2 separate regions of the Homo sapiens genome follow, and region 2 is linked to region 1. A link is a contact called in ENCODE Hi-C or POLR2A ChIA-PET data. All regions are on one chromosome and are shown on one strand. Each heading gives the region's core, a stretch centred on a gene start or an enhancer-like site at or near the end of the contact. The rest is flanking DNA. Distances are from core to core; before and after follow the strand shown.

Evidence for each region. Hi-C counts contacts between places; a loop is a spot of excess contacts on that map. ChIA-PET counts read pairs that join two places held with the same protein, here RNA polymerase II (POLR2A). Pooled maps may share reads with other maps.
Region 2: a map with no recorded cell type shows a loop between it and region 1 (7-fold over the local background). The contact joins the enhancer-like site here to the promoter of SLCO4A1 in region 1. A Hi-C loop is called at or near these places in 6 of 37 single-sample maps with no recorded cell type and 13 of 50 pooled maps. POLR2A ChIA-PET finds 5 or more read pairs at or near these places in 3 of 52 experiments (Caco-2, K562 and activated B cell).

Annotation. Positions count from the first base shown.
Region 1 is chr20:62,638,797-62,645,092 of GRCh38, forward strand. SLCO4A1 (solute carrier organic anion transporter family member 4A1) reads left to right here and starts at 3,707. Exons shown (of 12, transcript NM_016354.4): 1 at 3,707-3,757. It overlaps LOC124904949 (a long non-coding RNA gene), which reads right to left and starts at 3,541. Exons shown (of 2, transcript XR_007067711.1): 1 at 2,857-3,541; 2 at 1-2,550. RefSeq lists a silencer at 3,195-4,144.
Region 2 is chr20:62,498,245-62,504,540 of GRCh38, forward strand. No RefSeq gene overlaps it. Among named protein-coding and RNA genes, the nearest start is that of GATA5, 25 kb to the left of the region's middle. RefSeq lists enhancers at 1,823-2,323, 3,789-4,018. Within about 2 kb of position 3,672, at least 5 of the 41 ENCODE cell types and tissues checked have a DNase peak (open chromatin) inside an H3K27ac peak, as active enhancers do.

The DNA.
Region 1 (6,296 bases), core at 2,457-4,956:
CACTGGCCAAGGGCCCAGCTCAGCAGGGCCAGAGCCTCAGGTCATGTCGCAGGTGAGCAAAGCAGCGTGGATGGAAGACGAAGATCTTCGTCCCACGGAGGGCTTGCTGTGCGCCCCGCAGGACGCAGATCACCGGGAAGAGCAGGAAGCAGAAGCGCAGGAAAGCCAATGCTGTGACTGAGGCGTGGCCAGCAAGCCAGGCCCTCCAGCCACACCCTGCTCCAAAGGGGCTCCGACAGGATGGACTGATGATTTCCAAGAGAGAACATGCTTTTTATCTTCTATGGAATTTTGCTACCAAAGAGCCTCCCAGCTACCTGTGCCCTTCCCTAACCTGACAATCTTAATTCCCCCATGAAACTCCTCCATCGCGGACATTTGGACAACTCCAGGCTGAGTTTTTCCTAAGGCCACTCTGGCCTTGTGCGTCTCTTCTTTGCTAAGCTGTGTGCCAGCCGCCAGCCCACATCTGGGTTGTACCATGATCCTAACTCCTCACCTGAACACAGCATTTAACAGACTGAAACGTGCCACTCTGGAGCTGGGGACTTCAAGCCACATTTCGCCTGCAGCCCGATCGCCTTCAATCTTTAGCAAAATCCTCTTTCTCATGCAAAACAGTGCAGTCGTAACTTTTAAAATATTTTTTAGAAACTTTCTCTAGAGCCTCCACCACATGGCCACAGCCTGAGACTTTGAAATAATGAAACAATTAAATGATGTTTTCATCATTTCTGAGACTTGCCCATTATCACGAAGCTGAAATGGCCATTTTTTTATAAGTCAAGGAAGGACAGGCAGTTTCAAATGAGTTGGCTAAGACATACGCCAAATTCATAGAAAATAGAAATGAACTATGACTACAGAATGGAAGCAACCACAGAAATATTAGCAGGATTTTAAGTATTATCCCAATCAAGTACTAATAGCTAAGTGAGGTCATTTTTTGGATACCATTCCTGGTCAAAGCTAGGAATGATGTGTGTTCCAGGCTGGACCCTCCAGGCAGAGGCACCGGGATCCCACGCTGTTTCTGGGTTGGCCATTAACCTGCCCCTTGACCTGACAGCGTTTCTCTCTCTTCTCTCTCTACACTTCTCTTCTGATCTTTAGATCGATTTTCCTCCAAGTGACAATGTCCATAAAGAGAGAGGGAGGTGGAAATACAGGCTGTCACATTTCAGCTCTTTGAGGTGCCTCTAAAGATGATGTCAGAGAACAGTAAGTGGCCCACAAATGTGCAGCATCTGTTCCGAGCCTCCTGAAGCCGCCCGGACAGGCAGCAGTACGACCCTGCAAGGCCACAGGGGAGCCAGGGGGTTCTCGCTTTCTTTTTCTTTTAATTATTTCCTCTCAAAAAAGAAAAAAAAAAAAGAAAAGAAAGAAAAAAAGCCCTGCTGGGATAGAACTTATTGAGTTCAGAATGTTCCAGGGCACATAATCAGGCTGCCCTTGTTCCAAGACACTGCTGTGCTCTGTAGCTGACCCCCGAGTCCTCTAGGGCAAGAGTAAGGACACAGTCGGCTCCCGAAAGCTGGTGCAGATGGACCCCACCACGCAGGGCCTGGAGTTGGGCCAGACCTGCAGACCCCCTTGATGGCCTGCGGCAGGACCCTTCACCTGGGTCAAGGCCTCCTGGTGCTCCTAGGGGCCTCTTGAGGAGCCTGGGCACCAGCATTTGCCTTTGAGGACAGGACTGAGGGCCTGCATTTTGCACGAATGTACCTGAAATGTTTGCTCTGGATTTACCTTTCCAATGGTGCCTATGCAGGAATCCCAAAGAATGCCTGGTGGGGTCTGAGGCGGGTCTCAGGCCGGGAGCCCTCCACAGGCAGCAATATTTGGCTAGAATTTAATGCCATTTTGTTTCTTTTTATCTATTTTTATGGTGACCTCTTTGTGGTAATTGACACTGACTTTTTAAAAAATAAACTTACCCTTTTAATCAAATGTGTGAATTGTTTAAAGGAAAAACATTGTGTAAATAATGTTTTCAGGGGGTAGAATCCAGACGTGAGTTTTGGAAACAGAGTCCAGTCCTGCTTCTGACATTTGAATTGCTTCTCCAGCATCATCACCAGAAGATGGGCTACCTGTGCTCACAAGCCTCCTGTAACACGGAGCTCACCACCTCTCAAAGGCACCTTCTGTCAGGTCTGCCTGGAAATGCTGCTCCCGCAGACTCCGCACCTGAGGCCAGGTCTGCAGCGAAGCTCATCCACACCTGAGGCCAGGTCTGCAGCGAAGCTCAGCCCCCTTCCTTCACAGGAGAAATACTTCTGGGTGTGCACCTTCCACTCCTGGCAGGGCCGTGAGCCCCTGTGGCAGTGCCTCACCCTCTGGGAGGGACCCTCTCCATCTGGGAACAATGTGGGTACTTTTTTCTCTTAAAGGGCAGTGTCAGGAATGAAAGCAGATACCCAAAAGCAGTGGGTCTCGTGGCCTCGTGTCTGCTTCCAGAAGTGGAGGGCGGCCTGGGACGGCGGGAGCCCTGAGGACACCACCGGGGGGGTCCCGGGACCTGATACGAGTGGGCAGGAGCCCCAAGCCCTGGAGGAAGGAAAACCATTTCATAAATAACTGCATGGGGTTGTGGGCCTTTTCTCACAAGCCGCAGCACCTCCTTCGTCTCTCCACGGTGAACCCGCCCGCCACGCTATGCCACCAGGCCAGGTCCTGCAGCACCGCCTCCGTGGCTAGGACTTCCTCACCAGCCTGGGGCCGTGAGGTGGTCATTTCCCCCCTTACCTGACTTATCTCAGGATTCACACACACACACTTGACTTTCGGAAACTTCTTTTAAATTAATTTCACTGACACTAAAAGGGAAGCTTTGTGGAGTGTGATTGTGGTTACCTGTTAATACTTGGCAACAATTATGAGCCCTGATATGAGCCAACTTCTTCCGTCTTATCCCCTTTGAGGACGCTCTGTTATCGCCCCCATTTTGCAAACGAGGAAACTGAGGCTCGGAGGCCTGGAGCAATGTGTTCCAGGACAGACGGCAGGAAGCCGGGGTAGGAATTCCAACAGGGAGTTCCCTCTGTGGAAGGGAACGTGGCTGGCACCTCCCTGCCTTCCACCCTCAGAGCTAGTGTGAAAAAGAAGACGGGGTTATGGAAAAGGCAACGGGCTGGAGATTCCCCGGATTCCCAGGCTAGGGCGCCGGTCTCACTGTGCGCGCAGGTGGGGCGCGTGCCAGAACAGGGCCTGGGGGTCAGGCCGAGACCGGCGGGCACCTTCACCAGGGCCGCCCGTGGCGTTCCCCCAGCCCCTCTGCCGCGGGCCCCACGTGGCCCCGACCCTGCGGCAGCCTTTCGGAAGGGCGGAGCTGAAAAACGGCCGCTTGGCTCCACTCGGCCCCACAGCGCCCAGGAGCGAATCCCGAGTCCGTTCGGAACCGCCTCGCCGCGTGGCCTGGGGCGGCGTCGCCACCGCGCGTTCTCGGCCTCCCGGCTGCGGCAGCGATGCCGGTCCTTGGAGCTGGAGCGGGGAGTCCAGGAGGCGGCAGCGCTCCGGAGAGAGACGCCCTGGTCCCCCGCCGCGCGTTCCCGCCTCTGTGCCCTGGGGGGGAGGAGGGGGCGGTCGCCGCTGCCATTGGCCGTGGGGGGTGAGGCGGGCCCCGCGCAGGAAACCCCGCCCCTCCCTCTGCGGCGGGGGCGGCCCCAGCGGATGAATGAAGCGGCGCGTGGCTGCCGGGGAGGCCAGAGCGTGGAGCGCTGCGCGGCGCGGCGGCCGGGCCCTCGAGACGGGGACGGTGAGTGCGCGGGGAGCGGGGAGCTGGCGCGGGTGCACAGGGCCCGACCTGCTGGCGTAGGAGCGCGGCAGGTGCCGCCATCGTGGGCAGGGGCTGGAGCGCCGGGGGGATGCGCGCGGGGGCGGGAGGCCTGGGCACCGGCCGAGCGCCCCGAGCCTCTCCGCGGGGGAGGGCAGGACCGAGCGGAATCGGAGGCCAAATTCGCCGCTTCCCGCCGCCGGCTGCGCAGGTAGGAGCTCCCGAGTCGCCCGCAGGAGGACCGAGGCGAAGGGGCCCCACGCTGCAGCGGGTGCCGGGGGGAAGCGGGTGAGCAGGGGCTGCGGCCCTGGCAGGGACTGTCGGAGTGGCCGGGGCAGGTGACCTGGGCAGGTGGCCCGGAGCGCGCGCAGGCGCAGGCCCCACAGATCCAGCTGGGGACGAACGCGCCTCCGCGGAGCTCCAGAGTTGCGGAGTCACCCACCTGCGGCGGCCGCTGCTGCCGAGTCAAGGAGGAAACCTTCATGCACGGAAGTTTCTCGGGGGCGGCCGGGCTTTGTTCGCGCCAGAGGCGCTCGAGACATCTCCGGGAGGGGAGCGCGGGCGGAGCGCACAGGGCTAGTTTCCAGCAGCGGCGGCGCCCCTTTCCCTGCCCCACCACGCGACGTCCTGGCCGTGGCTTGGGGGGACCCGGGCGCCCTCCAGGTGCAGGCAGAGGGTCGGGTGCCCTCGCGTTGCTGTTGGGCTCCCCTGACCAGGGAGGATGGAAAGGAAGGAGCAGGCAGGCTTAGCTGCCCTAGACCGGCCCTAGACCGGGAACCTGGAAGCAGATCTGACTTCCACTTCCAAGGGAGAAACCGCCTCCCGCACTGGCGCCCCGAGGGGAGAGAGAAGCCCAGCTAGGTTTCCGCGTGGTCCGCGTGGTTGGTGAACCCTCAGGCTGGGGGGTGCCCCGCTTGGCGTGCAAGGCCCTCTTTGGAGCTGCCGTGGGACCTGGCTATGCGTCCTGTTTCTGTCTGGAGGCGGCTGGAACGCGGTAGTTTTCCACATCCATGCAACCAGCTTGTCAGCTGCTGCTCCTCAGCTGTGGTTTTTGGAACTTGGGTTACCTCCATCTAATCAGAAACTGGCTCTGCAGAGCCCGGTGTCAGCGACGTTTTCATTCCCAGCAGCGGGAGCAAATGGATCTCAGAGGACAGCTCCTTGGCCTTAGCCGGCTCCGCTTGTGAATCTGGTAATAATGACAAGGACAGTGACAGCAGGGGTTAGGTGTTGAGTGCTGGAATGTGCCGGGCATGGTACCCCTGCTTTGAGCATCGTCTCATTCAGTCCCTAGCAACCCCACGAGGTGGCCATTATCACTCCCACTTTATAGATGAGTAAACTGAGGCACCAAGAGGTTAAGTGATTGACTCTAGGCCACACAGCTTGTAAGTGCTGAAGAGGTCTGACTCCAGGTTTGTCTGATCCAGGCTTGGGCTCCTGTTTTACGACTCTGTTCTTAAAGAGGCAAAAGGCGACTGCAGGGTCAGGCCGGAGACCCAGAACAGCGTCCCAAGAGCTGGGCCTGCGGTTACTGGGCCAGAGTGTCTGTTCTGGGTTGTCAGTGATCGCAGGACACCAGTAGGATGTTGCTCGGGCCGAGACCACACAGCCCGACTTCCCTCTGTGCTGCTGGAGGGAGCCAGGGCAGAGGCCGGCCACTCGGTGAGACCTGGACGCTGACCACAGCCAGGCTGCCCTGACCGCCCTCAGCAGGCTGTGTCCTGCCTTCCTGCTGGGCAAGGTCAGCAGGTGGTGCCTGGAAAATTCTTCATGAGGGAGCTTCCCTCCCGAGTGGCCGTGACCTAATCTGTAGCTCACTGGGTGTGGCCCCTAAAGCAGGTGCTGGGCAAGTCCCTCCCATGGTGGAGAGCTGGCTGGGCACGTGGCAGGCAGGGCAGGCTGGGCCAGGTGAAGGGTGGCCAGGTGGATGGACATGCTCTCCTTGCTAGACTAAGCCCAGAGAGGCCGGCTCTCCTCGGGGCTCTGATGGGCCCCTTGGCTTGACCAAGCCCCATTGCAGTTTTGGCTCCAGGTCGGTCTGACTTCCAAATGGCAAAATTTTTCTCAGCCCATTGTAGAATGAAAAGTTAACTCATCGAGCTTAGTATTGTGCCTACAAGGTCTTCGATCCGGATGTCTCCATGAGTGTTAATCCATTTCTGGGGTGGGTACTGCTGAGCCAATATACATTCCTGGCTTCCTGGACTCGTCCACTGGAACGTGTTGGGTCCTGGTGCTCTCCCCAGCAGATGGTTGTAGGTGGTCAGAGATGAGCCACAGAAAAGCCAACGTGCAGCCTGGTGCTGGGGGCAGGAGGGAGCAGGGCCCTTGGAGCTCTGGGAGAGAGCCACGCCAGGCCAGCCCTCCTGCTTCCTCAAGCGGGCTGTGGACAGAGGCCACAAAACGTTCCCTCACGAGCCACATGACTGCCTCATTTGCAAGTGGCAAGGTGCACACTGTTGGCTTTTGGACAAGGACATGGGACAGTCCTCAGACCTTGCTGTTGCCTTCGTTCTGG
Region 2 (6,296 bases), core at 2,422-4,921, 140 kb before region 1:
TGGGATGGCTGGGTGTTGGGGATGGGAGAGTGTTGGGGTGGGTGGGTGTTGGGGTGGGTATGTGTTGGGATGGGTGGGTGTTGGGGATGGGTGGGTGTGGGGGTGGGTGGGTGTTGGGATGGGTCCATGTTGGGGATGGGTGGGTGTTGGGATGGGTGGGTGTTGGGGTGGGTGGGTGTTGGGATGGGTCTGTGTTGGGGATGGGTGCGTGTTGGGGATGGGTGGGTGTTTGGATGGTTGGGTGTTGGGGATGGGTGGGTGTTGGGGTGGGTGGGTGTTGGGATGGGTCCGTGTTGGGGATGGGTGCGTGTTGGGGTGGGTGGGTGTTGGGGTGGGTGGGTGTTGGGATGGGTGGGTGCTGGGGATGGGCGGGTCCGTGTTGGGATGGGTGGGTGGTGGGGATGGGTGGGTGTTGGGGTGCATGGGTGTTGGGGTGGGTGGGTGTTGGGATGGGTGGGTGTTGGGGATGGGTGAGTGTTGCATTGAGTGGGTGTTGGGATGGGTCTATGTTGGGGTGGGTGGGTGTTGGGGTGGGTCGGTGTTGGGATGGTTGGGTGTTGGGGTGGGTGGGTGTTGGGATGGGTGGGTGTTGGGGTGGGTGGGTGTTGGGGTGGGTGGGTGTTGGGATGGGTGGGTGTTGGGGTGGGTCCGTGTTGGGGTGGGTGGGTGTTGGGGTGGGTAAGTGTTGGGGATGGGTGGTTGTTGGGGTTGGTCCGTGTTGGCAATGGGTGGGTGAGTTTTGGGGATGGGTGGGTGTTGGGGTGGGTCGGTGTTGGGATGGGTCAGTATTGGGATGGCCGCTGGAGGGTGGGGGCAGCTGGGACCTACCTTGGCTGACCCCTCCCCAGACCCTGACAGTCTGAGAGAGGTGGGCTTGGCATGCAGCGGGCAGCAGAGGAGAGCAGTTAGGGAAGTGAGGCTGGGGAAACAGGGAGGGAGAGAGACAGCTGCGATGTCATTACAAGTCAGTCACCAACAGTTTCCAGGTAGGGAAGGCATCTCTTTATGGCAGCAAAGGTGCCAGGAAGGTGGGCTGGGGTCTTCCAGCAGCTTCCAGAGCTGAGAGCAGCTGCTCAGGGGTCTCAAGTGAGTGTGGTGGGCTAGGCCACCCACGGTTATGCTGCCCATTCCATCCCCCTGCCTGGGGAAGGGCAGGGCAGGAACGAAGGGGGGTCCTTGGTCTCGGCATGGGGCAGGGACCCCCGATGTGGGAGCAATGGACACATCCCAGTCCTCTCTCCGTCTCTGCCTTGTCAAGCAGGAAGCCTTCTTGGGGCCATGGGTCCCTAATGCTTTTCTACGCCCAGCTCAGGTCCTGGGGATCAAGGAGCCGCAGGCTGGGATGGGCGAGCCTCTGCAGGAAGGTCCTGGTTTATTTTTGCGGTCGCTGTGCAGGTCAAGAGTGATGCTGCTTCACCTCTTGTGGCCACCATGGTGGGTTCCTTTAGAAAGATTTATTTAAGGACGTCAAAGAAACTGAGCAGCAGCTGCCTCTGAGAACCTGGCGTAGGGAGGTCTCATCTTCCTGGGGTTATACCCGTTCAAACGCAGAGACAGAGAAGAAACAGGAAGAACTGATCGTGCACAATAGATTCCCCCAAGTTAAAGGTGCGGGGATCTAGAGAGGAGCGTTCAGTAAGCCCCGCACGGGCGTGCTCAGCTCTGTCCCGCATCAGGGAGCCAGGCCAGGAACCGAAATCGGGATGTGGGCCGACGCTTAACCTGGACAGTTGTCCCCTTGGCGTAGAAGACACCAGCACACCCCCTCCACTTTGGACAGATGCCGTGACCAGCCCGGAGCCCCAGCAGCTCCATTCACAAGGTGCTTGGGAAAATAAATTTAGGTGTCTCCATTCGTAACTCAGCAATGTGATTGAGCGTCTGTGGGAGAAGCCTTATTCCTGCAACGGCTGTGTGTGTGTGATGGGCCGGAGCCCGGGGGAGTCAGGAGCTCAGACTCAAGTGAAGCTCAGAGTGAACAGGAAGGGTCACAGCCGCACCGTCCCCCAACCCCCAGGCGGTCAGAATCCAGAGCGTGGGCCCAGGGCTGCCCCTGCCCGTCGGTCCCCGGAGAAAACGCCCGGTGTGTGCGGAGCTTCACCACCAGGGGGAGTCCGAGGCCGTGTCCAACGTGGGTGTGCGGGAGGGCGGGGGGAGGGTGTGAGCCAGCGTGTCTGTGTGTCCATGAGTGTGAGGGTGTGTGCAGGCGTGTCTTACTGTGTATGTGTGGGTGTGAGGGTGTCTGTGAGCCTGTGTGCGTGTGCGGGTGTGTGCAGGCATGTCTTACTGTATACGTGTAGTTGTGAGGGTGTCTCTGTGAGCGTGTCTGTGCATGTGAAGGTGTGTCCATGCGTGTGAGGGCGTGTGCAGGGGTGTATATGTGTGAGTGTGAGGGTGTATTTGTGTGTCTTACTGTATATGTGTGTGAGGGTGTGAGCCAGCGTGTGTGTCCATGCGTGTGAAGGTGTGTGCAGGCATGTCTTACTGTGTATGTGTGGGTGTGAGGGTGTCTGTGAACTTGTGTCATACATATGTCCATACGTGTGAGGGTGTGTGCAGGCCTGGCCTCCTGCACTAGTGTGGGTGTTTGTGTGTGCAGGTGAGAGGGTGTCTGCCTCTGCTGTCGTGGGTTGGGATTCGTGTGTGCAGGTGAGTGGGTGTCTGCGTGTACTGCTAGTGTGGGTGTTCGTGTGTGTGTGTGAGCGGGTGTCTGCGTGTACTGCTAGTGTGGGTGTTCATGTGTGCGGGTGAGCGTGTGTCTGCGTGTACTGTCGTGGGTTGGGATTTGTGTGTGCGGGTGAGTGTGTGTCTACATGTACTGCTAGTGTGGGTGTTCGTGTGTGCGAGTGAGAGAGTGTCTGCGTGTACTGCTAGTGTGGGTGTTTGTGTGTGCAGGTGTGTGTCTGCGTGTACTGCTAGTGTGGGTGTTCGTGTGTGCGGGTGAGCGTGTGTCTGTGTGTACTGCTAGTGTGGGTTGGGATTTGTGTGTGCGGGTGAGCGTGTGTCTGCGTGTACTGTCGTGGGTTGGGATTTGTGTGTGCGGGTGAGTGTGTGTCTGCGTGTACTGCTAGTGTGGGTGTTCGTGTGTGCGAGTGAGAGAGTGTCTGCGTGTACTGCTAGTGTGAGTGTGTGTGCAGGTGAGTGTGTGTCTGAGTGTACTGCTAGTGTGGGTGTTCATGTGTGCGGGTGAGCGTGTGTCTGCGTGTACTGTCGTGAGTTGGGAGCCGTGGATGCCACGCAAGCCCCGAAGCCCCAGCTTTCTGAGCAGCTGGCCTGTGACGGCGGCATCTCAGGCGGCTTGGCTGTGTAGTGGGGATCCCCCAGCAGGCTCCAGGACCAGGGTCTTCTCTTTGGCTCCAGGTGACCCCAGCAGACTGGCCCTGCACCTGGCCCTGTGTTGACATCTCCAGAGGGTTTGTGAGCAGAGATGAGGGCACCTGTGAGGTCAAGGATAGTCTCTGTGTGGCAGCGGGACCTTGGGCCCAGGGGCAGCCTGTGGCTCTGAGGATGGCTGTGAGTACTTGGCAATGACCCTGTTAGTTGAGCTTGTGCCCGGCAGGGCTGAGATCTCCCAGCATGTGGCATGGGCCCCTCACCACCCCGAGTATGGACCCTGATATGGTCTGGCTCTGTGTCCTCACCCAGATCTCATCTTGAGTTGTAACTGAATTGTAATCCTCATGTGTTGGTTGGCAGAGGGACCTCGTGGAGGTGATGAGATCATGGGGGCGGTTCCCCCATGCTGTTCTCAAGACAGTGAATGAGTCTCATGTGATCTGATGGTCTCATAAGGGCTTTTCCCCCTTTTGCTCTGTGCTCATTCTTTCTCCTGTCACCCTGTGAGGAGGTGCCTTCCGCCATGATTGTAAGTTTCCTGGGGCTTTCCCAACCAGGCGGAACGGTGAGTCAACCAAACCTCTTTTCTTTATACATTACCCAGTTGAGTATTTCTTCATAGCAGTGTGAGAGAGGCCTCATAAAGACCCACTTCGTAGATGCACCGAGACTCAGACCCTGAGGTGGGGCTGGGTGGCCGCAGGCTGCTCAGGGGTCTCAAGTGAGTGTGGTGGGCTAGGCCACCCGCGGTTATGCTGCCCATTTCATCCCCCTGCCTGGGTGTGGGTCTTGGTGTGTGGGGTGGGATTACAGGAAGGAGCAGTGCCCTGGGCTGGCCTGCTAGGGGTGGCCCAGCCAGGAGGCTCCCAGCAGGGTCGGCTCTCGGGAGCTGGGTCATGGAGGGTGGGGACATGAGGGTCAGGGAGAGGGCCCAGCTCCCTGACAGCTCCTGGGGCTCTGTGGCAGGGAGAGCAGGTCTGCTGGGGCCAGCTCATGCTTCTGGGGCGCAGCCTTGCCCTGACCCATGGGCTCAACGGAGGGCCGGGTGGGGCTCCCACAGAGCAGTGGGCCTTGGGCCTCAGCTCTTCCCAGATGGAAGCTCTCGAGCAGATGAGAGGGGCTGTGAGCTCCTATGCGCTGGCTCTCCACGTCCCTGCTCCTCCTCTTCCTGGTCACCCCTGCCAGCCCCTTCCTCTGGTGCTTGACCTCGCCCTACTCCCCACCTCCCGGCCTGTGAGCAGCCTTGGCCCGGAGCTGCCCTTCCTGATCATGGTCGGGACCCCAGGCATCTGCCCCTACGTTGGCCTTTGCCAACAGCTGCTCAACCTGCGAGGAGGTGCAGGGAGCCGCCGGCCCCGCTCCTTGGACCTGATCATGGGCAGGTGGAAGCAAACCGCCTCTGAGAAGGGCTGCTCCACAGACACTGCAGGAGTGCCTGGGTCCCAGGACAGACCCTCTGTTGGGTGCAAGGGATGAGGATGGCTGTCCCCACATGTCTCCTAGAGAACCTTCAGGTGGGAATCCTTTTAAGTGAAAATATTCAAAACAACCAAGCTCTCCAAGCTGTGGAGGGCGATTCTCAGACTTCTCGCCCGGCGCTGCCAAAATCCTGTAGCCGGGGTGGATGGGGTGCCCTGGCTGCCTCCCCCAGCCCCTGACAAACCGGCCATCTGGCCTTGGCAGGTGACCCCTCCTCAGCAGCATCCTTGACACCGCCAAGGTGAATTTGCACCTAGAGGTCCCGGCAGGACTTCGTTAATGAGCGTGCTCCTGCCTCAGGACTCTGCATATTCTCCTCCTCCCTGCCATGCCCAGACCCTGATGTCCCGGTTCTCCCCCTCTTCTCCCTCAGCTCTGTGCTCCAACGCCACCTTATCAGAGACCCCCACAAGCTGTGGATGGGGGCTGTGACCTTAGAGCCCCGAGTGGGGAGCACACCCTTATCAGCAGACTCCTGGCTTCCCCAGCCTCTGACCCCTCTGATACCAAAGGCGTCAGATGTCAGGCGGGAGACACAGACAGCAGGAGCCAGGACAGAGTGGGGAGGGGAAGGGGAGGCTGGTGGGGGTTGCGTCTCGTCTGCTCGCTCCTGGCCCAGGCTTACCAGTGGTGGCCTGATTGTGACAGGCTGGATCTGGCAGCTGGAGGGGCTCAGCATCCTCTCTGGGGAGGCAGGGAGGCCCTGAGGGAACGGGTGAGTGGAACGTGAGGTGCTCTGGTCACCTCCCCCACTCTTGGGCAGACAAAGCAGGCACCGGCCATGCGGGCACCAGAGCAAGCTCCTGGATGCCAGGATGGGGCTGGCAGCGCCAAGGTGGGCACAGGCACCAGGGGCTGCTTGCCTCTGAGAGTCCAGGGAAGGCTCCTTGTCTCCCAGGCAGGTTTGTGTCATGGGGACGCTCCCCACGTGACACTCACTGCTGGCATCGTGTGAAAGGGAGGGGGCACCTGCACTTTGCTTTGTCAGTCTCTGTCTTATTCCTGTCCTTAAGGCATCCTGACCTGCTCATTTGTCCACCTGCCCCGCAGCCAGCCCACTCGCCTGCCTGGAGGGTTTGAAGTATTCTCTAGGCTCAGGGGGAGAGCTCCTTCTGGCTAGTCTTAGATCACGGGAGCTGATAGAACGCCAGAATGATCCAGCCCAGCCCCCTCATATAGCAGATGGGAAACAGGTAGGAGAAAAAGCATCTGTCCCTGGTCCCTCACAGCCTTTTCCTAACATCGCGGTTATCACCACCACCACCACCATCATCATCCCCATCATCACCAACACCATCATCACCCCATCCCCATCATCTCCATCACCACCATCATTTCCATCATCACCATCACCATCACCACCATCACCATCCCCACCATCATCACCATCACCATTTTCACTGTCATCATCATCATCACCATCTTCGCCATCATCACCACCATCACCGTTTTCACCGTCATCATCATCACCATCACCATCT